3 separate regions of the Homo sapiens genome follow, and all the other regions are linked to region 3. A link is a loop called in an ENCODE intact Hi-C map of the cell type or tissue named here. Cell type or tissue: Caco-2. All regions are shown on one strand.

Region 1 (8,000 bases), 64 kb after region 3:
GTCAACACCCCCTACCCACCCTTGCCCATCCCCGGCCACAACTGCTCCCACCCCCATCCTATGACTTGTCTTTTAGTTCCCTGTTTATAATTCTAGGTGAAGACAAGAAAGACTACCAGTAATCCATAAAATATAATTCTCTGTGGTTAAGTGCGAGAGGACTATAGAAATGAATGCTTCCAATTCTACATTTTGGCTGAGTTTTCCTTTCAGTCTTACCTTACAAAGACCTTGTTGGCTGCCAGATGTGACACATAGATCCATTTGTCCTTGACTGGGTGGGTAATGGATGGTAGGAGGATTATGCAATTTTATTTGTAACTGTTTTAGCCAGGACAAAAGCTCTGGAATTCTAAAGCAAAAAATGTATATTTAAATTCATAGTAGTAAAAATCATAGTAACAGTAGTAGACAGGAAATAATAAATGACAGCTTTATCAAGCACTTTGTACACTCAATTAAAAAACCCTCAAATGCTTTTTGCCAGTATGAATATTCCTATTTAAAAGATAGGCAGTAGACTTAGAGATTAGGAAATTCCTGTAAGTCATTCAGCCAGAAATTCTCAGAAAGTCAATTACGTAATAAATGAGCTGAGATTTGAATCTACATCTTTCTTATTCCAAACCTGAAGTCTTTAGCGCATGCGTTGCATAATCGATTCTTTGTTCTCTCTAGGAAGAGTTCTATGGCTACCTAGAAGTTCAGACTCAATAAGTTGTTTGTATCATGGAATGTTTGAATAAGCCTATGTATATTTAACATATTACATAACTAACACATATATACATGAATAACATTTCAATACACTTTTCAATCACAGAACAAAGCAGGTTTTAATAAAGTATAATTTATAGATTCTCTATAAATTATCCTTTATCACTTGAAGAAGACCAGCTAAGAAAGTCAAGGTATATGTTTCAGCTTGCCTTTAAGAAATTAAAGACATTTGAACCTATGAGGGCAATGTATTTGAATGGCTGCTTGTTTAGACTATAGAAATGAATGACTATATTCAATGTATTTGCATGACTGCTTGTTTAGACTATAGAATGAAGAAACGGAAGATCCAGGATGCTTAAACTTTAAAAAGTTGAAGCTTCCTGGATCTTCCGTTTCTTCATTTCTCCTGATATGTTTGTTTCACCTGGACATCTTCTCATTTTTTTGGACTCAGCTCTAATGGTATTTCCTTCTAGAAGCCTTCTTGGTCATTTGCGATTGAGAAGCAATCACTGAGGAGTGTTAAACATTCAATATCCTTTCTGTTCTTAATTATCCTTTGAAAACCTTTCCCCAGACCTTCCTAACCATTGAATACTCATTTGGTTAGTATTCAATGACTGAGTATTTGGTCATTGAATGACCAAATGGGTCAATGGCTTTAGAATATTTATGAATGGACCTTAGAATATTTCTTTAATATTCTTTATCAATGGGCCTTAGAATATTTCTTATGAAAATAAGCCAATAAAATTATGTTAAGTATTGATACTTACCCAGCACTCGGAGAATACTGAAGTGCTCTCTTCATCATCTCTTCTCCAAATTGGATGGTCTTTCCATTTTCTACAGTGATTACGGCAGTCTTAAAAGGAAACATGTTTGGATTTGGTAAGCCACCAGCCAAGGAGATCATCGATTTTGGTCCTCTGCTCAATATGTCAGCTACAATACACATGGAAGAGAAGAAACAATTTCATTGAAGATTGTTATAAGCGGATAGTTAAGCATGCATTATAGTCAATAAAACTATAAAGTTTAACGATTTCTAGTGATAGAGTGTGCTATGGTCTAAATGTTGGTGCTCCCCCAGATTCATACTTGGAAGTTAATACTAATGTGATAGTTTTAACAGGTGGGGTCTCTAGAGGTGATTAGGTCAGGAGGGATCCACCCTCCTGAATGGGATTGGTGCACTTATAAAAGAGGGCTGAGGGAATGCCCTTGGCCCTTCTGCCACGTGAGGACATAGGTTCTCCCTTCTACCACGTGAGGATGCAGCAAGATGGCTCTGTCTATAAGGAAGGGCTCTCACCATGGTGACACAGAAGCTGCTGGCACTTTGATCTTAGACTTCCTAGCTTCCAGAACTGTGAGAAATAATTCTATTGTTCATAAATTACCCAGTTTGTGGTATTTTGTTATAGCAGCCTGAATGGACTAAGACAAAAGCTAGTCTAAAATAAACATACAGAATAACTTTTTCTAGGCACCTCACTTGTGGAGGGACTAAAGAATGAAGGTGACCAAAGAGAAGGCAGAGGGATCAGAAAGACAGCAAAGGGCCACAATAGCAGAAGCCCTCCTCCACTTAGCCCCGACCTGTCTGTGAGCTTCATGGCCCACCCCTCTCCCATTTACCTGGCCCTCTCCACTGTACACCCATCTGCACGCTGTGCATGCCCCTTCTCAGCTTCCCAGGAAGAGCCTTTCTTGATAGCACGCCCCCTCCCTTCCAAGGCCGTGCCCCACAGCAGTCTGCGCCTCTCTCTACTGTTGCTCCTACTCTGCTCCAGCAGAAATACCCGCCTTCCGTTTCAGCCCGAGTTCTTTGAGAACAAAGGCTGTGTCTATTTCATTTCTGCACGCAGAGCCTGGCTCACCGCGAGCGTGCACAGGGGTACGCATGGATGCAACCAAGCGGTGGCTTGCTAGGGAACCCTCCTTAGAGGCTGTGCGAGGAATGCCCCACCCCAAAGGAGAGATGGTCACCCCGTTTCTCACTCATGGTCCGGATGGGAGAAGGGTTTCTGGCTGCGCTCGCTGCCGTGATGAACCGTGCGTAATTCATGTCTTCTGACAGCCAAGCATCAAGCTTCTTCTTCAGTGGTTGAGGACTAGAAAAACCAAAGAGCCTCGTCAAGTCCTGCCTGCTAACTCCTCACTCTGGCAACGCCACCGCGAGATGTGTCCCCCCGCTGCGTCTGGCTTCCCGCGCGCGGTGCCCGGAGAACGCCGCCGAAACTCCCCGGCTGGACGCTGCGTTCGGTCTCCCGGTCCTAAACGGGTCTGGGGCTGTGTGGCGAGCCCGGCAAAGTCCACGCCGCACGCGCTCCTGCGGCCGCCAGGGCCCAGGCCGGTTTTGCCCCGCCGCGGGCCTCGCCGCGCCCCCTCCCGCCCCGCGCCGTGGCCTATGGCCGCCCGCGGCGCGCGCCTCCCCGTCCCGGATCATCGCCCTCAGAGCGCAGGGCGCGGGGTAGCCCAGGCGCGAGGCGCTTGCAGCCCCAGGCCAATGACTCTTGACCTCGCCGCTGGGAATCACCGCAACCCGGCGTCCGCGTTGGCCGGCCTAGGCGCCGGCCCAGAGGCTAGCCCAGGGGCTGACCGAGGGGACCGGAAGTGCCCGTGATCCTAATCCTCGGGAACCATCTGGCGGCGACTTGGGTCCACTGCAGGGGGCTCCCGAGCTGCGCCCAGCCGGGAGCGGCCCCACCCTCGTTCCCGCGCGCTCCGCTGGCCTCCTCTCAGTCACTGGGACTGTGCATTTTGCCCGCTCAGACCATGGCTATGCTAAATACCCATCTTTCGTTAGTGAAACTCTGGGCACTCTCCTGGGAAGCATCCCGGCGACCAAGACGAATTTCAACATCACTTTCTCGAAGATCTCAGCATTTTGGAGTGACGATGGAGTTCTGACAAAAATTTTTGAAAAATCACTCTGAGTCTCTTCAATTTTAGTGTCTACCCTCACATTGAATTTCTGACCTTTCGTTAAATAAGAATTATGTTGGAAGTGAATATCCGGATCTTTTTGGGTCTAGCACCTTGCCTTTTTTTTTCTTACAAAATAACCCTTCTTACTCCCCACCTCCCTCAACTTTTCTGCAATTTCTCCTTCCTGAATCACCAAAATGGAATGTACAAGGTTTAATGTGAGCACTTAATGAGGGAAGGGTTTCAGACAACCTCTCTTTGACTTTAAAAAATTCTTTAATGGTTATTAAAATGAATGAACAGATTCATTCATTCAGCACAAATTTACTGAGTACTTCCTAGATGATTATTGACTCACTGCCAAATGGCTCTCTTTTAAGTTTACCTAATAGGTTGGTCAAGGAGCCACTGCTTTTATCTAGGTCCTGGCAGCAAAAGGCTGAGATAACCCAGTAAAATCTTTGTGCTAGCAGCTAAATAACAAAAAGGAAGTATTGAGAGGTGACAGCCTGCTGGCAGCCCTCGCAGCCCTCGCTCACTCTTGGCGCCTCCTCGGCCTCAGCGCTCACTCTGACCGCGCTTGAGGGGCCCTTCAGCCCGCCGCTGCACTGTGGGAGCCCCTTCCTGGGATAGCGGAGGCCGGAGCCGGCTCCCTCAGCCTGCGGGGAGGTGTGTAGGGAGAGGCACGGGCGGGAACCAGGGCTGTGCGGGCGCTTGCGAGCCAGCTAGAGTTCCGGGTGGGCGTGGGCTTGGCGGGCCGGCACTCAGAGCGGCGGGCCGGCTCCGCCAGACCCGGGTAGTGAGGGGCTTAGCACCCGGGCCAGCAGCTGCGGAGGGTGTGCCCAGTCTCCCAGCAATGCCGGCTCACCGGCGCTACCTTCGAATTCTCGCCAGGCCTCAGCTGCCTCCCAGCGGGGTGGGACTCGGACCCGCAGCCAGCCATGCCTGAGCCTCCCCACCACCCACCCGTGGGCTCCTGCGCTGCCCGAGCCTCCCTGACGAGTGCCGCCCCCTGCTCCACAGCACCCGGTCCCATTTACCGCCCAAGGGCTGAGGAGTGCGGGCTCACAGCCCGGGACTGGCAGGCAGCTCCACCTGTGGCCCCAGTGCCGGCTCCACTGGGGGAAGCCAGCTGGGCTCCTGAGTCTAGAGGAGACTTGGAGAACCTTTATGTCTAGCTAAGGGATTGTGAACACACCAATCAGCACCCTGTGTCTAGCTCAGGGTTTGTGGATGCACCAATGGGCACTCTGTATCTAGCTAATCTGATGGGGACTTGGAGAATCTTTATGTCTAGCTAAGGGATTGTGAATACACCAATCAGCACTCTGTATCTAACTCATGGTTTGTAAATGCACCAATCAACACTCTGTATCTAGCTCAGGGTTTGTAAATACACCAATTAGCACTCTGTATCTAACTAATCTAGTGGGGACTTGGAGAACTTTTGTGTGTAGCTCAGGGATTGTAAACGCACCAATCAGCACCCTGTCAAAATGGACCAATCAGCTCTGAAAAACAGGCCAATTGGCTCTCTGTAAAATGGACCAATCAGCAGGATGTGGATGGGGCCAGATAAGAGAATAAAAGCAGGCTGCCTCAGCCACCAGCGGTAACCCGCTTGGATACTTTTGCAGCGTGTGGTGGTTTTGTTTTCTCGCAGTTTGCAATAAATCTTGCTGCTGCTGACTCTTTGGGTCCACATTGCTTTTATGAGTTGTAACACTCACCGCGAAGGTGTGCAGTTTCTCTCCTGAGGCCGTGGAGACCACGCACCCACAGGGAGGAGTAAACAAATCCAGCCGAGCTGTCTTAAGAGCTGTAACACTCACCGCCAAAGTCTGCAGCTTCACGCCAGCAGCCAGTGAGACCACGAACCCACCAGAAGGAAGAAACTCCCAACACATCCGAACCTCAGAAGGAACAAACTCTGGACACACTGACTTTAAGAACTGTTAACACACCGCGAGTGTCTGCGGCTTCGTTCTTGATGTCAGTGAGACCAAAACCCCACCAATTCCAGGCACAGTATCTAGTAAACCTGTTAGAAACCCACGAGGCAAAATGCTTCTGCGTTCAGAGACTTCAAGTAGTTGAAATCCCATTTGATGGCTTAATAGCTGGGTGTCTTTGGACAAGTTAATTAACCTTTCTCTGTATTGGTTTTCTCGCAGGCATGTTGACAGGAATAAATGAGATAATCTGTGTTAAACTAATCAGTGCAGTGGTCTGCACGTTGTAAAAACGCTATGAACATTGGCTGTTGTTAGTAACATGCATTTAAGCAAACCTTAAGGCCTCAGCCTCCAAATGTTTTTGACTAAAGCTATTTGGCAACTTTTAAGGCCTGTTCTCAGTTAATCCATGCACACAGATCCTTATGTGTTTGAGCTTGTCCATTCTAAAAGTAGTTCCTGAATTTTTATAGAAGTTAACAAGCACCGGAAACATCTAAATAAGGTGTAGATCAAGGTAAATTGTAACTTGTAACTAGATATGTTGATGTTCCTGGGGACTTAAGGCTTTTTTTTGATAGGGGAGGACTCTAACTGAGCAAGGTTTCCTTAGATACTTAGAAGAAAATTTAAACTTTGGCCAGGAGGTGTGGTTCACGCCTGTAATCCCAGCACTTTGGGAGGCCAAGGTGGGTGGATCAACTGAGGTCAGGAGTTGGAGACCAGCCTGACCATCATGGCAAAACCCCATCTCTACTAAAAAATACAAAAATTAGCGGTGTTTGGTGGCAGATGCCTGTAATCTCAGCCACTCGGGAGGCTGAGGCATGAGCATTTTTCGAACCCGGGAGGCGGAGGTTGGAGTCAGCTGAAGCCGAGATCACGCCACTGCACTCCAGTGGGGGATTGAGCTGGGGGATAGAGCGAGACTCTGTCTCAATTTAAATTTCTTCCATTTGGTAGTAGGAACCTGTTCGGTCAAAGGAATTTGGAGTGCTGGGCCAAGGAAAAGACCAAAGGTTTTTGTAAGCACGTTGATGCACCCGTCTGTGATTTGTAGTATTTATTACTCACAGGCTATTTATTTTATTTTGAGAGGCAGAGTGTCTAGAGTCTCACTTTGTTATCCAGGCTTGAATGCAGTGGCGCCAACCATAGCTCACTGCAGCCTCGTCTTCCCGGGCTCAAGCATTTCTCTCACCTCAGCTTCCTGGGTAGCTGGGACTACAGGTGAACACCACTACACCAGGATAATTTTTTAAAATACCTTGTAGAGACAGGGTCTCCCTATGTTGCCCAGTCTAGTCTTGAAGTCCTGGCTTCAAGTAGTCCTCCCACTTTGGCCTCCGGAAGTGCTGAGATTACAGGCATGAGCCAGCGCACCTGGCCTCACACAGGCATTTTTAAAAATACGTAATTAATTGATTTTTTTACCCCCTTTCCAATCAGTGGTAACACAATTTAAGGAAGCCAAACTGAAGAGCTGTGAGAGCATCAAATCCTAAGGTGCAGGTTTTCAACCCTTAAACAGTTTGCTGAATTTTCTATTTGGCCTGTCCTGGAGTTGTACTGGTGAGACGGTTGGGGGTGCTGATTGATTGCAAGCTGGCTGATGATTCAGGCCAGATGGAGAGGCAGAGAAATGGCCCATCAGGGCAGGCTAATGGAATGCAGGGGCACTGGGGGGTCATGATCAGCAAATGCAAGGCAGAATATAGTCACAGTGGTGGGGAAGGGACAAGCAAGGGTTAAGTTGGGAAGAGCTTACCAGACAATAGAAGCTGAAGACTGAAGGTAAATTTGATTGCCAGAGAAACTAGACTTTGGATTTGTCAGGCACCAACAGCAGAAGGCTTCTCCTGAGGGACTAAGATAAATGAGCAAGGTTCATAGCTCAGTGTTGCCTTTTTAGAAGCTTGGCTTAGGACTGCCCAAGGACGGAATTAAAGACACCAGATTCTTTCTCCAAACATTTACTGAATTCTTACTCTGTTCTAGGAACTGTAATTGATTTAAAAAGATAACTATGACAAGTCACTACTCTTGAAAAGGAACTGTTTGTACATTAAGACATCAACAATTTCAGATAATACAATGTTTGTGGCAGAGGCAGGTACAAGCTGCTAAGGAAAGCAGAGAGAAGGAAGTCTTTTTCTTCTTCTCCTCTCCCCTCCCCTCCCCTCTCCTTTTCTTTTCTTGAGTATCCCTTATCTGAAATGCTTGGGAACAGAAGTATTTGGGGGTTTTGGATTTCTTTACATTTTGGAATATTTGCATATACATAATAAGATACCTTGGGGATGGAACCCAATCCTAAACATGAAATTCTCATTTACATTTCATATACGCCTTATGCACATAGCCTGAAAGTAATTTAATACAATATTT
Region 2 (8,000 bases), 51 kb before region 3:
GTTCCCAGGAACTGCCTTCTCACTTCCCTCAAGAGGGCTTTTAGAACTTTAAGCTTTCTCTCTCGGCCTGTTTATTGTGCACTGTTCATTTGCAGAGTGGCTGCAGTATCCTGTGCCAGTTTGGCAGCGTAAGGAGGATTTGCTCTTACATTCTCCCAAGAATAAGTGTTAGCTCTCTGGTGACTTAGAATTCCCTTCCAAATGACGACTGTGGCTGGAGAGCCCAGGAACTTTGTGCCAATCAGTCCTCGTTTCTATAGCTACGAAAGTCCCTTGAAACAGTGACAGAAAATAAGAGCAGATTGTTCTCAATTTCCGAATTCATTGATATGAAATGTTAAAAAAAATGCACCACTAAATTCACTCTCAAGGTGATTATTTTCTCTTTTGGTGCACTCCTGTGCTCACGCTCTTTTTCTCTCTTTCTTGCCTACTGTTGGGATTGTAGAAATATCACTGGTTGCTCCTCAAATGCCATTCATCCCTCCTGTCCCCCTTCCTCATGTAGCCCCTCATATAACCTCTTTTTTTTTTTTATTTGAGAAGGAGTCTCGCTCTGTTGCCCAGCCTGGAGTGCAGTGGTGCGATCTTGGCTCACTGCAAGCTCCGCCTCCCGGGTTCACGTTATTATCCTGCCTCAGCCTCCCAAGTAGCTGGGACAACAGGCGCCTGTCACCATGCCCGGCTAATTTTTTTTTTTTTTGTATTTTTAGTAGAGATGGGGTTTCACCGTGTTAGCCAGGATGGTCTGGATCTCTTGACCTCGTGATCCACCCACCTCAGCCTCCCAAAGTGCTGGGATTGCAGGTGTGAGCCACTGTGCCTGGCCCCTCTTTTTTTTTTTTTTTTTTGACAGAGTCTTGTTCTGTGTCTTGGCTCCCTACAGCCTCGACCTCCTGGGCTCAAGCGATCCTCCCATTTCAGCTGCCAAGTAGCTGGGACTACAGGCACATGCCACCATGCCCAGCTAAATTTTGCGTTTTCTGTAGAGATGGGGGTCTTGCTATGTTGCCCCAGCTGGTCTCAAACTCCTGGCCTCAAGAGATCTACCTGCCTCCCAAAGTGCTGGGATTACAGGAGTGAGCCAGAGCACTTAGCCTGCCCCTTTTAGTTGCTATTGATTTCAGGGAAGATTGGCGCTAACCACAGGGTATTTACTATGATTGGTGTAAGCCATTGACTGACTTAGGGATGAGCATTTCACTCAGTGCTTATCAATGAGATGGGAGGGGAAGTCTGCCTAGCACATTTATGAGAAAAATTTCCCTTCCTTAAAACAAAATGAGACAAACAAACAAGTAGAAGCAAAAATAGTCCTTTTCTGTTTTCATTTCCAAATGGCAGGTGTGATCAGACAACACCTGTAGGTGCTTTTACCATCTAGACACCATGGGGGAACATAGTTGAAAGACCAAGGAGAAAATGAGACTGTGAAGGCTGGAGGAAACCTTGGTACTTAATTGTGCTGATAAGTTCACCAATCTGGAAACCTCTTTACCTCCAGAGTTCTTGTTACGTGAGATTGAAGGAAAAAAAATCCTAATATTGTTTAAGTCATTTGAGTTGGGTTTTCTCCTACTGGCAGCTAAGCTCAAAGCATCCTAAACCATTTCATTTCTCCTTGTTTGCTCCACCTGTCTTTCTAATTCCCCTCTCTTCACTGGTTTGGGGACTTCTGAACAACAATGAGACTTTCTAGTAATTACTATGTCAAGTTATCAAGATGTTGAGCCTCCATTTCCAACAGAAGACTAATTATTGAGTCTATTTTTAAGTGCTAGAAAACTCAGTGTTTTTGTATTGTATTTTCACTATACAAAATGCCATTGCATATTTTTCTATTTCAGCAGGCTTTGAAAGTCCTGCCATGTGAGGAAATCCTAGGACAAGAAGATATTTAATAATCCCAAACGTACTGGGAGAAAGAAAATATTTCTGTCAAATCCCATGTTTATATATACATCTACGTCACTCTTAAGTAGCTAAAATGGATTTTTTAAAATCACAGGAATAACTTATAATTGTTCCAAACATTCTCTTTCCTTTATGTTCTCCTCCCTATTTCTGCTATTGGTGCTATCATTCTCTTAGTCATCCACACTTAAAATCTCTGATATATTTTTGGCTCCTCCCTCTCTCTTTTTTTTTTTTTTTTTGAGATGGAGTCTTGCTCTTTCGCCCAGGCTGGAGTGCAATGGCGTGATCTTGGCTCACTGCAACCTCTGCCTCCTGGGTTCAAGTGATTCTCCTGCCTCCGCCTCCTGAGTAGCTGGGATTACAGGTGCGTGCCACCACGACCAGCTAATTCTTGTATTTTTAGTAGAAACGGGGTTTCACCATGCTGGTCAGGCTGGTCTCGAACTCCTGACCTTGTGATCCACCCACTTCGTTCTCCCAAAGTGCTGGGATTACAGGCATGAGCCACTGTACCTGGCTGGCTCCTCCCTCTCTCTTGTGCCGGAAACCATCTGTTGCAGGGTCCCTGATGATGCCATCTTAGAAATGTCTCTTACAATCCTTCCTTGTGAACCACCCTCACTGCCACTAACCTAGGTCAGACCTCATCAGCAGCCTCCTGAAGTGCCCTCTTGCCTCCACTTTTTCTCCATTCATCGTTCTAAAGCTGGGGTTTGCCAGGCCCACTCACTTCTTAGTGAGTCCACACTGTCCGAGTGGTAGGGCCAGAGCTTGCACATGGTCATTCAAGGTCCCTGAGTCAGCTGCAGCTGATGATGCCCACCTTCTTCCTCATGCCACCTGCATCATATTCCAGAGTCCAGTCAAGTGCAGCCTTGCCCTTATGACCATGCCCTCTTATTTGACATTGAGTCTCTTTCTTGGAAAGTCTTTCTTCCTTACATTTATCTGTTCAAATCTTATCTACCATTCACAGATTATCTGAAATTATCTTTTTCTTCACAAGGTTCTCCTGATTCCTCCAAGTCAGAAGTATGCTATGCCCTCCCTTGAATTTCACTAAGATTTTATCTCTTTATCAATGAAGGCATTTATTACTGGTATTTACTACTTTCTTCTATTTATAATAGTTATTCACTGCATATCTGATGCAGTCTCCAAAAAGGTGAAGTTCTTCAGGACAGGAACCATTTTTGTTCACTTTTGTGTTATCTTTGGAGCATGTTATTTCCTTGACCATTGCAACCCCAATAAAGAAAATTGAATTACTGCAAAGTGACTGGCTTTCTGCTTCTTCTGGGTGTCCAAACCTTATCAGCTGATTAATTAAAATGTAATAAAGAAAAAAGGAAAATTATTTGATTCAGCTGATCAGTCATGAGGAAGACTTCTTTAAGGAGTGATGAATTTAGAGTTATGTCAGATACAAAATAGGATATCTTAGTTTTCTGTTTCAGAGATAGTCTTAATCAGAAAGACACTTTTAATAACATAAGTGCTTCAGGATTATTCACCAAATTTATAAGCATTTTTTGGTTTTCATCTGAAGATTATTACTTGAACTTTACAAAAGAATGATTGCTTTGCTTCGTTGAGAAGCATCACTTTCTGATGAGTCAGGATGTACCAATATCAAGATGAGGGATATTTTTATAAAAACAAACATCTATTTTTTTCCTGGCCAACTTTTCTACTCATCAGAATTAGTGCACTGCTCTTCACTTGTAGGAATCCTGATGAGACACGCAATTACCTAGTTACCAATTAACATAAAGAAGATCTTGTGGAACTTCGGGAATCCCTAATCAGCTGGTCTGCAGAAAAACAACACAGCCCACAGGCGCGCATGGGGGAATTATGAGAAATATTTGGAATCACTGTCCACATTTTCTTATCCTTACACATTTTTCCAGCTATTTGTCTTAAATTTAATACACAGTATGAAGTAGAAATAGACCCAGGGTTATTAGATCAGAGAAACTGATCAGGGTAAATATGTCCTATTCATTTCTACAGACTGATTGCTTACCGGGTAAGAAGAGAATGTAACTCCATACCACAATAGGATTTGTTCCCATTCAGTTTAAGAACAGATTACAAAGTAAGCACTTTCATAATTGGTGAAATTAAATTCCTGAGTATTTAGTAAGAACAAGGAAGATTTTATTTGCACAATATTCTCATAAAAGTAAAAAACAACTGAGCCTACCTTCCATCCATATCTGGATCTAACATTTCCTTCAACAGGTGGTGATAAAGAGGCCACGAGGCACTCAGAGAAGCACAGCAAGTAAGTAGAAAGAAGTGATTTACACAGAGAGTTCAAAAGGATTTCTACCATTTAGTTAAATAATACCTAGAGTCCAGACTCTTGTGACCCTGCAAATGCTGGGAAAGAGGATTTACAGCGAGGTTGGGCGGGGCTGATGTTACATAAGAAAGCAGCCACTGAGCCACGCACACTGCCAGATGCCAGGTCAGCCAGGAGCTCAGGGATCCAAGGCCCCTCTCAGACTCCTGGTGCAGCGATTATAGAGTTCAGCCATTTAGGAGAGTGTGACAGAGTGGCGGCAGATGGCCCCTAGCAGAAATAAGTTTTGAATCTGGCTCTGAATCCCACCCTCACTACTGCCTCTAGAATGTCATTAAACTTAAGCAGAGGAGAGGAATGTCAGAACCAAGACAAAGAACTGTCTTTGGTTGAGAGGGTGTTTCTGTCCACTTGCTGTGCCATGCAGGACGTGAGACGGGATAGGGAGATTTCATGTGTGTCATAGGCTGATGTGGTTCTGCCATTGTAAGATCAGCCCTCTTGACATAGTGACTGTTTCCGAGAATAATCATAATGAATCACAAACCTGTTAGCACTTTTTTCTCCTCCTTACCTGCCTCTGGCTGCCAGCGAAGTGCTGGGTTGAAAGTGTGTGAAGTGTGTGCACGTGCACACATGAACACGTGCAGGTGTGGTGGGAAGGGGGCACATGGGTGTGTAAGCAGTCTGTCACATAGGGAAGCAGTTCAGGGCCCAATAGCTTGAGGCCTCTGAGATGAGTTTACTTGTCCTGAAGAACAAGGGTGAACAAAGGCAGTGTTCTCATGGTGGTGACAGCAGCGGGGTGCAGGTCAGTGGAGGCTCAGAAAGGGGAAAGTTAAAATGAGCTATGAGGTCCAGCAATCCGGACAATAAGAAGGAGTCAGGTGAGTGGAGATAAATTAGGCCTGATCACCTTGAAGTTTGGAAAGAGAGGTGGAATTAAGGAGATACACTGGCTTATCCTTCAAAGCCCCCTATAAAACATGTGGAAACATTAACTCACAGCATTGAAAACGGATGTTTGGACATTTTTTATGTGTGTTAGGGGGTGCATATGGTGACCAAGAATGTCTGGAGGTGACCAGAGATAACTGTGGCAGAAATATGAGAACCAGTAAAAGCCAATATTTCCTGGAGGATATCAGCAATTGCCTGTGTAAATTTAAGCACTGGCCTATCTGTGAGTATCTGGCTAACTTTAAGACAGAAGGAAAACAAAGGAATTCATTACCCCCTGGAGGCTGAGGACAAAGCCAGGGATCTGGTCCAGCCTTTCCCCATAAGAAGACCAAGACAGGGAGGCATATGAAGACCAGGAATATAGTTCTCCAGTTCCATCCATGTTATGTTAAGTGAAATAATCCAGGAACAGAACGGTAAACAGTGCATGTTCTCACTCACATGTGGAAGCTAAAAGAGCTGATCTCATAGAAGTAATAAGTGCTACAGAGGAGACTAGAGGCTGGGAAGAGGAAGAGAGGGAAGACGAAGGAGGTAAGGGAGAGATAGGGATATATTTGATAAAAGGATACTAAATTACAGCTAAATAGGAGGAATAAGTTCCAGTGTTCTATACCATTATAGGATGACTAAAGTTAACAATTATTTTTACATATTTTCAAATAGCTGGAAGGGGGATATTGAATGTTCCCAACACAAAGAAATGATAAATGGCCAGGCGCAGTGGCTCACGCCTGTAATCCCAGCACTTTGGGAGGCTGAGATGGGTGGATCACCTCAGGTCAGGAGTTTGAAACCAGCCTGGCCAACATGGTGAAACCCTGTCTCTATTAAAAATACAAAAATTAGTGGGGTGCGGTGGTGGGTGCCTGTAATCCCAGCTACTCAGAAGGCTGAGGCAGGAGAATCGCTTGAACCTGGAGGGCGGAGGTTGCAGTGATCCGAGATCGCACCACTGCACTCCAGCCTGGGCAAAAGAGTGAGACTCCATCTCCAAAAAACAAACAAAAAAAAAGATAAATGTTTGAGACAATGGATATGCTAGTTACCTTGATCTGATCACAGCACATTATATGTATTAAAACATCACTATGGTACCCCCATGAATATGTGCAATTATTATCTGAGAATTAAAAAAGACAAGGAGAAACTGGACTTCTCTGAGGAAGTAGGAGGTAATGGTAATTTCTTGGAAAAATGAAGCGGCAGCAAGCTACAGAAGTCCTTCTTTCCATGAGCGGTGTGAACGGTGCTCCTGAACATCCACAGGCACTGGCTGGGTAAAACGAAATGTGATCGATCTCAAAATGCACAGGCTCGAGATTTTGGAGTCAATACATGTTTAAATTGGCATATCATGCTAGTTATGTCTATATCTACTCCTGTCTCAGTCTTCAAATAATTCCCTCGCTTAACGAGCTGTATTTTCCTCTTCTTGCAGCAATGAGATTCACCAGTGCTGCCCTGTTTGCGGCCTGAAAGCAAATCAGGGAAGACAGACACCTTCTCATTTAGGAAAGGAAAATTTAAACTCATCAGCTGCTTATGGGTTACTTTTCTATTTTTTCTTTTCTTTTTTTCTTTTTTCTTTTCTTTTTTTTTTTTTTTGAGATAAAGTCTCGCTCTGTTGTCCAGGCTGGGGTGCGATGGCGGGATCTCAGCTCACTGCAACCTCCGCCTCCCGGGTTCAAGTAATTCTTCCGCCTCAGGCTCCTGAGTAGCTGGGATTACAGGTGCCCAAAAACACGCCTGGCTAATTTTCGTCTTTTTAGTAGAGACAGGGTTTCACCATGTTGGCCAGGCTGGTCTCGAGCTCCTGACCTCGGGTGATCTGCCCGTCTCAGCTTTCCAAAGTGCTGGGATTACAGGCATGAACCACCGCACCCGGCCGGTTACTTTTCTATTGAAGGCAGTCTAGCTTGATGAGGATTGCAGAGAAGGCAGAACAGGCTCTAGAAACTGGATTCTCCAATTCTGTTTTCCACTAGAATTTTGCTTTGTTTCTTTTGAGGAAAAAGAAACCTAGAACACAGGAGGGCACCCTGGACAGTGAATGTGTTAACCTGGAGTCGTGGTGCATTTACCGTCCCTGCCAATATCTGCACTGCAGAAAGGATGTGGTTTTATTCTGCTGGACCCTCCGGTGACTATCAAGTGCTTGGAGAGACCATGACATGTAATGACATGAAAGTAATTTCGGTGTCACAATTTATTTCTCTTGAATTCACTGTAGATTTCTAATTGTAGAAAATCATCTCACCATGACAAGACTAGAGTGGACAAAAGCCTTTTAAACAGCCCTTTCAAATATTAGGTCCAAGTAGCAAAGAAAAGAAAATGGGGGTAAAAGTTACATTCTATTCTCAAAAAAAGAAATCTACCCAGAGAAACCATTGTCTTAGTCTCTCTGGGCTGCTGTAATAACACAGCCTGAGTGGATTATAAACAACAGAAATTTATTGCTTACAGTTCCAAGGCTTGGGCTGGAACACTGGGCTTGGACTGACCAGCTTAAGCCATGCCAGTAATATCTATATCTGCTCCCTTCTCAATCTTGAGATCAAGGTGAGCAATTTATTGCTTGGAACTGTGAGCAGTAAGTTTCTGATCAAGGTGCTGGCTGACATAGTGAGGGCCCGTTTTGTCATAGATGATACCTTCTTGTTTTGTTCTCACATGGTAGAAAGGGCAAACGAAAGGGATCTCTTTCATAAAGGAATTAATCCTACTTATGAAGGCTTCACCTCCATGCCCTAATCTGCTCCTAAAGGCCCCACCTATTTATTGCATTGGGGGGACACAGACATCC
Region 3 (8,000 bases):
ACTCTGCTTAGAAGACTTCTAATTCTTTGGGCATTCCTTAATGAAATATCATGACTTTTCCCATGGAAATGTCACTCCAAGCATGAGGTCCTCTCCTCCTCCAATCTACGGGGTTCATTTCCCCGCCTCCTCAGTCCCATGTGCATCCCTCTCTGGAGCACTCATCCTGTACTGTGTTTTATTTGTCCTCAAGCATATCTCCCTGACTCGACTGTGACTTACTCTTACTCATTTTTGTGGCCTCAGGAGTCTAACTATAAAAGTTTGTGGAAAAAAAAAATGTGATATTTTAATGAGTAAAGACCTCAGGTGGAAGCAGAGGCAAGACCAATACATTCACAGGACTTCTGTTTGGAGCATAACTTATAAACTACTTCTGATAGCTCTTAAGTGGTTACACCATGACATAATCAACCAAACCCTTTGTAACCATCTTTCAACCATGCCAGGGAGGTATTATACCAAACTTAAAATTAACCACTGGCATTTTAAGGCCATTTCTAACCGCAATGTGATATGCCATAGATTGAAAACATTGTCAAAGTTTTAAGTGTCCTCCTGGCCTTGGCTAGGAAAGACAAGTCACACCCTAAGTGCTGGGTTAGATGCCAACTTAGGGGAGTGATAGTATCTGCATGATTTCTAAATTCCAAAAACTAACACTTGTTTAACAAATCTGGCTAGGCTGTGTTGAGGTTAAAAGCAACTTGGCTACAATATTTATTTGTATTCCAGTATCTAAAAGTTCTTGCATTAAAAAGTAGAATAAAAAGTCCAAATTAAGCACAATTTAAAATGCCTCGAGTATTTAAATTGCAAGCCAAATAGGAATTGGATAAATTAAGGTCACAGGGATTGGGGGATAGATCTATTTTTAAAGGGAGTAATTTGCTGTAAATGTCTAATGTCACCAACAACATCATACAGTCTAGAAATCTAAACACATGGAAATAAACCTAAAAATCACGTGCCTAGCAAGTGAGCTGCAAGAACCCAATAGTTAACTACAAAAGAGAAGAAATGATCACCTTTTTTTGTAACATGCCTACAAAGTCTATTTTTTTCTTCATGAGCAGTAATAAAACCCCTTTTCAACCTAACTCCTGTTGTTTTTTTGAGTTTTAGGTTAGGGAAATGTGGACTTTTTGAAGCCAAGGGCAGTATGTAAGTAAGTCTTTGATTAAATTTCATCGTGTCTCTTAACACTGAGAAAATACTTAGGATTTGTACTTAGGATTTGTGGATCGAGAAGGGGGCCTATTGATCTGTATTAAACCTCACATTCACAAAAAGTAAACTGAGGCCTTGCTGCTTCCTCCAGGTCAGGAAGAACCCAAGGCTAAGGGGAGACTCTAGCTACTTCTACTGGGGAATGTCACCTGAGGATATGAGACCTGCTGTTCAGGATAAGGTGTACATGCAGGCAGTACTTCATGAAAGATTTTAAACTTGATGCATTTTTATAGAAAAGAGAAGCACAATTATTCAATATTTGTGTTGGAGTTTTCAAACTTATTTTTCTATAAATGTATTTAGAAATAAATTTAGGATGAGTGAACATCACCAACCAGACTATTTGGCTAAAATGGGGGACTGCAGGTTCTAATTCATAAAAATGGTAATCATGTTGTTGCTACTGCTGTTGTCTGGATGTTTCAAGCCTTTCCTATTATTAAACCTCGGTTATGCAGCATCACAGGACAGAGCCAACTCTATACTGGGGGAAATCACCCCAGAGAGTATCCAGAATTAGAGCTGGAGCCATCTCAGGCTTGCAAGCAAGCACCAACCTTAAAGCCTACCCACAACTCAATGAAAAGTCAATGCATTTCTAAAGTCTATTAAGGTCTATAAAGAATGTAAACAATTGTTTTGTAATAAGCTTAATGAATAAAACAACTGAACCCACTAAGTGGTACTTATAGAAAAGAGGCTTGAGAATTTAGCTTTAGTTAGCAGAACTAGTTCCCACTAGAACAGGATTGTTTATCTTGCCCCTATTAGATACAATAATCCTAATAGTGTTAATGGTACTAAATGTTTTAGGAATAAACAACTGTAGAAACCACACTGGGACCTACAAATTGCACTTTCTGTGTAAGTAAAATGTCAGAAGAACTACACTGTTATAACTTACGGTCTCATGAAACGACATTTTTTTCCATCTTGTATTTCATCTTGAAGGATTTTACTATGTTCAGCATAGTAGCAACTGAAAAAAATGTGTTTCATCTAGAAACAAAAGTGAGAAAACTACAAAAAACACTGAGCTTCTGCAATGCTCGGTTTCCAAGTTTTTAACATTAAATCGAAGATAACGCAAAATAAAGATTGCCACAGTAACCAAACTTTTCTGCTAAGTATCCTTAAAAATAATGACAGTTCGATCGTATCTTAACTGTTTTCTACAATGTGAGCAGATAATACACCTACAAACCTTTTTTTGCTACCTTGCTTTATAAAGCTTGCAAGTTTTTTTTTCAGGGCTGGAGAAGACAGCTTAATGATCAAGCTTAAAATAAATCGGTTCTGCAATCACTCTGTATTTTAATCCGATGAAGCACGTTTCCCCATTCCACGCCATGAAGCAATTCGATGTCAACTTGTTATGGAGTCAAATGCGACAAACTCCGAGAGCTTCAGTAGCGAGGCGGCGGCTCGCAGCACCCACAGCCGCCCGCACTCCTGCGGCATCAGGACACGGCGCCCTCCCGACGCGGAACCCGCATTCACGTTCTCCGGAGCCCTGGCCAGCGCACGCTCCTCCCTGTCCGGGTAAACTGAGGCACAGCGATGAGAGAGATCCAGAGCCCAGCGAAAGCCCCCACGGCTGTTCGGCGTCCCCTTCCCCCACGACACCTAGGAGGCTCGCCGGCAGCTGGCAGTGGATTCCGCGCTCCTCGCCCTCGGAAGGTTACGGTTCGAGCCCAGGATGCGGCAGTCCCCAAACGGCCAGCCCCCGCCCCGCACGGATCTCGAAGCATCCTGCGACCCCCTGGAGCCCGCTGCCCGGACCCTGCGGCGTCTCGCAGCGCAGCCTCCGCCGCAGTCTCAGCCAGCCCAAACACCCGAAAGTTCGGCGGCCCCGGCGCCGACTCGGCCGCCGACCCGGTGCGGGGCTGGCTCCCACCCGTGCCCCTCCGCCCCGGCCCGCCGGGGGCCCCCGCTAACCTGACACCGCCGCGCCACTCAGGTGGCCGCCGTGCACCCCTCGCCATGGCCAGCCCGACAGCGGCCGCTGCGCCGCACTCTGCGCCGGACGCCCGGTAGCGCCTACTGCGGGCGAGCCGCCTCCGCCGGCGCCTCACAGCGTTGCGAGCTGCGCCGCCGGCTGCCGGGAGCGCGGAGCTTCCCACCTACAGGAGCCTGGGCCGGCCGGGGCCGAGCATGCCCAGTGCGGCTCGCCGGGCGGCGCGGAGGCGCGGGTGTAGCCGCCGGGTTTTCGCGGCAGCCGCGGGCGGGGGCAGCGGGGCGGGCGGTGCGGCGCGAGCCAGTCGGTGCTGCGGAGCGGCCCCGCGGAGGAGCCACCGGAGGCTGTAGTTGCCGGGGAGTCCCGCATTCAGTCCGCTCAGCCTCTGGGCCGGGCCTCGGCGGCCCCCAGAGCCCCACACCCGCAGGCCCAGGGCCTCCGCGGCAGCGCGGGACTCTCACTCCGCTCTCTCTCCCGCCCGGGGCTTCCACCGCAACTTCTGTGGGCGTCGCATCGCACGCGTGTTCAAGGACACCCAGGAAAAGGCTTCTTAGGGTCCCATCCTGGGGCGCTAAATGGGAACCAGTCAACCCACCCCCAAGCCTACCCTGTCTCCTTGCAATCAAATGCAATCACGAGCAAACCACCTTGCTTCCGAAAGCTTCTCAGGCCTTCCCGGGCGACTGCGCTGTAAGTCTTAAACGTCTCTTAAAGCAAAGTCCACAGATGGAAGAGTCTGGAAAAAAACCCAGCGGGCCGTTCCCTGGTGACTTTCTGAGTGGTGGGGTTCCAGGAATTTTTTTTTCATTTTCTTTAAAAATATTATTTGTAATTTCCACGTTTTTTCTAATGAACCATAAGTTGATTTTTTAATTAAAAAGTAGAGTACTCTAAAATTATTAAGTACCTACAGAAGTTTCGCTACACGATCCTGCAATGTTAGTGGCTTCTTCTCCTCCTTATCTCCCTTTTTTTTTTTTTTTTTTTAATTTTAAAAGAGAACAGAGACTCTCAATTTCTGGGGCGGGACCAGGCTCCTTCCCCCGGCTTTTTAGTGCCCGCCCTCTTGGCCACACCCCACTCCGGCCTTTTTACTCCCGTACCGCCCTCTTCCCGGTGGGTTGCTGCGAAAACCCGGAAAGGTGGACTTTCCACATTGACGCTCCCGGCGGCTCCGGCAGCCAGACTGGGCATGTTCCGCCGCCGGGTCAGGCATTGCTGTGCCAAGAGAGGAGCTTTAGCAACTCTCAGTCTCTCTGCTCCTCTCTGTTCCTGGCAAACTGGCAAAGTAGTGCCTCTGACCCCACGCCCCGAGGTCGGACCTGCAGAAGTGGGTCAGGACCCGACTGAGCATGCTCCGGGCAGTGCCAGGCTGCCGCACGCGGCTGCATCTGGTTGCCCAAGGTTGATGTAGCCGCGGTCTCTCGTCACGACATCGAAGCTCGGGAAACGGATGGAAGCAGGGCTCTAGAGAGGCACGATTGCATCGACACGTGGGCAGGTCGCCCATGCCAAGGGCCATGTTGGTGGGTGGGTGCGTGGGATCTGTCGTATGAGTGAGTCAAAGCCTGATTTTTTCCCCCAAAAAGATTGAAATGAGATATCATATTTTAACATTAGTTTTATGGCATCTTGAATAGCAACACATTTTAGCTCAAGGAATTTTTCAGCTGTCCTTTTGAGAAACGTAAATTTTCTTTGTTTTTAAGTATTTAATAAGCATTCTTTACAATTGCACCACAGCGCGAACTTTCCACCTGCTTTATTAATTATGACATTTGTGTCCCCACTATTAAAATATTCCGCAGTATTATATCCCGTTTTCTTCTCCAGCATTTCTGCATTCACTCTGACTCTATTTCCTCCCCTCCCCCATCTCTTTTAAATTCTCAGACAACCTGCAAAATGCACTCTTGCTATCTTAGAAACCACTTGAGGTCGGTGTGGGGAACTTGCTTTTAATTCTCATTTAGAGAAGACAGTACTGAAATGGAGAAAAGTCACAGGGAAAGTACTTTTACAGATTGTAGATTAGTAAAGAACCCAAAGAGAGCCTTTCATTGAGAGCAGAAAGGCGAATGGAATTCGCTGTTTTCTGTCTAAGGAGGAGGAGGATGGGCAGGCAGGTCAGCTGCCCAGTGGGGCTTGGTGTGATAGTGGGAGTCACCCTTCATTTGAACCTCTCTGCCTTGCCCAGCTCCAGTTCAGCTTCAGCGTGGTCAGAGACACTATCTCTATGGAAGGTCACTCCTGGAAGAATACATTTACTTAGCTGCTTCCACCATGGAATCCTAGCTTGTGCTGGAGTGTCCCCTTCATCCTCCTCCTGTGCTTTGAGAATCCATTGTTGCTGGTATGCCCTGAGCAGTGCCCTTGAACTTGCCCAGGTACCCCTTGACATCCACACCACAAATAGTCTAGCCTTACAAAGGTGGACAAGATGTCTTTTCAACAGTCTGTACTGCCACTTCCATCCATCTGAAGCTTTCTGTTCCTGAGTCTGTCATGACATTAATCTTTCAAAAATCTTTCACAGAGATTTTTAGTCTCTACTAAAAATACAAAACAATTAGCCAGGCATAGTGGTGTGTGCCTGTAGTCCCAGCTACTTGGGAGGCTGAGGCAAGAGAAGCGCTTGAATCTGGGAGGCAGACGTTGTAGTGAGCAGAGATTGCGCCACTGCACTTCAGCCTGAGCAACAGAGTCAGACTCCATCTCAAAAATAATAAATATATATATATACACACACACACACACAAATAGTATGGATAAAGGGAAGACGCTGACCTATCAGAACAACTGCCTGATCAACCAGAAAGGATTCCAGAAATGAACACCTCGCATGGCCATGTGAGAACATACCAGCTAACACCCCTTTGACAGCGGCAATCATCAGAGAGGATGACAGCTCTCAGGAAGAAGAGACCACAGAACACCTACAATGGGGCGGTGCAAAGGATGAGAATCTGGAGGAGGAGGATGAGAAGAAACAGGATGACCTGCAATTGCTCTTCTGCTTGTATTTACTAGCTTGGTTAGCGGGTACCCGTATCTTCTCAGTCACTTACATGATGAATCTGGGCGTTACCCTAGATTCATTCATCTGCCTTTCCCGTGTCATCCAGCTGGTCTCCTGGCATTATCTATCCTGTCCTTATTCATTTCTGAACACCTCCCTTCCTTGCCTCATTGCCTGTCTTACTCCAGTCCCCATCATCTTCCTGATCAACCACAGAGCAACAGACTCCTAGATGGATCCTCTCTCTGTGTCCCCTCCAATCCATCCTCCATAGCTCCTCAGACTTTTCTTTTTAAGCCAATTGTATTACAATATGTCTGCTAAAGATCCTTAAGTGAATTCATAATGCCTTCAGGATAAGGTCCAAACTTTAAGCATGAACTGGCTGCTGCCTTCCTTTCCAGATTAGTCTCCAGCCTGTGTCCCCTAATATCCCATATCCTCACCAGTCCAAATTACCTGCCGTGTGAATTCACACCTCCATATATCTGTTAGTTCTTTTGTCTCTCTTTCTCCTTTCTTCACCTGACAAACTGTTGAGCCTTGGAGATCCAGTTCAGGCAGGATGTCCTCTGATCTTCCCAAGGTGAATGCCTCTTGAGTACTTCACCTGTTTTCATTTGACACCTAACCTTGATTGATTTTTCTTTCATCTCCTCCGCTACACTGTAGGCAACCTGATCGCAAGGGCTGTGTCTCAGCCATCTTTGTGTCTTCGTTCTTAGTCTTCAATAGAATTTTACTTAATAAATAAATACTTAACATATGGACTGATATAATGTTTAAAGTTTATTAATTTAAAAAAAATGTTGCTGAGAATTATAAACAGATTGCAAAGAAAAAATGCCAGAACAGTCACATCATATGCAACCTGCTGAATGGTTATGCTCCTAACAATAAGTTAGGAGACTAAGATAATTGAGCTCTCAGATTTGACCTCCTTAAGCCCAATGAATTTTCTTCAGCTTCAGAAATCAGGAAGTATTTTGTGAACCAGTCTGATGTCCTTGTTTTATTGGTCTGTAACTGCATGAAGCCCAGCACTGTATTACTAATTAACCCACAAATTCCATTGTTCTTTATCACTGTATTTATTTCTTTCCACAACGTGGTAATAACCTTCTAATTATGTGGTTACTCCTTAGAATAGATTTAGTTTATTTTTTTCTGTTGAAAGCATGGCACCCCAGGAGGGCAGACTAGCCTTTTTGGAATTAGCATAATTTTTTACAGTTCTATCAGCTCATAATGTCTGCTGGGGGCACCTGGTACTAACTATGGGCGAACTGATCACCAGCTTCAGGATCACCTGGTGGATGAAGTTTCCATTCCAGACCTCTGGATAGAGTAGTCCAAGAGGCAGTGATTTTTAACAAGTCCTCCTGGTGACTCTGCACACTCTATGTGAGAAACAGTTCTAAGTCACATGGATAAAAGGAAAAATAATAACTCTTGGTCAAAAACTTCAAGTAGCCCCTGTATTGGGTTTTCTTTGGCAGAGAGATCTATGTGGGTGGGAGAGGTATCTGCCCATTAATAAAAGTGTTGTTAATATCTGTGCTTCTTACATAGCCTTGGCTTATATTAGAGGGTCTGGAGAACATAGGAGAGTAACCCAGTAAAGTAGCTGCTTGTTTTTGCACTTGTTGAACAACATAGAGATTTTGCTTTGTAATCGATGCAGGCCCAATGGTACTCTCCAGTTTCTCCTTTCTATATTCTAACCCCTCCAACAGAGAGTGAGTGGAGCATTGGAGGTTTTGACCTCACACTCTTCCTGGAAGAGGACAA

The links. Peaks named below come from ENCODE experiments on the same cell type or tissue, not always from the same donor. Only the 100,000 strongest peaks of a DNase experiment are listed, where the experiment ranks them.
Region 1: a loop joins it to region 3, with 10 times the contacts of the local background. A loop is called at or near these places in 5 of 110 quality-filtered maps.
Region 2: it touches region 3 in a loop (2.4-fold over the local background); 9 of 110 quality-filtered maps call a loop at or near these places.

What each region holds. Positions count from the first base shown.
Region 1 is chr4:170,086,897-170,094,896 of GRCh38, forward strand. It overlaps AADAT (aminoadipate aminotransferase), which reads right to left and starts at 3,060. Exons shown (of 13, transcript NM_016228.4): 1 at 2,728-3,060; 2 at 1,500-1,668; 3 at 220-352. The coding sequence starts at 2,794. RefSeq lists a silencer at 2,282-2,576 and an enhancer at 4,476-5,170. In Caco-2, a CTCF peak has its summit at 3,393; DNase peaks (open chromatin) are centred at 2,505 and 3,315; H3K4me3 peaks cover 1,543 bases.
Region 2 is chr4:169,971,690-169,979,689 of GRCh38, forward strand. LINC02275 (long intergenic non-protein coding RNA 2275) reads right to left here and starts at 4,213. Exons shown (of 5, transcript NR_037878.1): 1 at 4,127-4,213. RefSeq lists an enhancer at 4,217-4,960. In Caco-2, no CTCF peak of the experiment used is centred here; a DNase peak (open chromatin) is centred at 4,312.
Region 3 is chr4:170,023,063-170,031,062 of GRCh38, forward strand. MFAP3L (microfibril associated protein 3 like) reads right to left here and starts at 3,333. Exons shown (of 3, transcript NM_021647.8): 1 at 3,172-3,333. RefSeq lists silencers at 3,141-3,230, 3,311-3,710, 4,169-4,238 and enhancers at 3,710-4,429, 4,419-4,558. In Caco-2, no CTCF peak of the experiment used is centred here; DNase peaks (open chromatin) are centred at 3,419 and 4,299; H3K4me3 peaks cover 2,179 bases; H3K27me3 peaks cover 441 bases.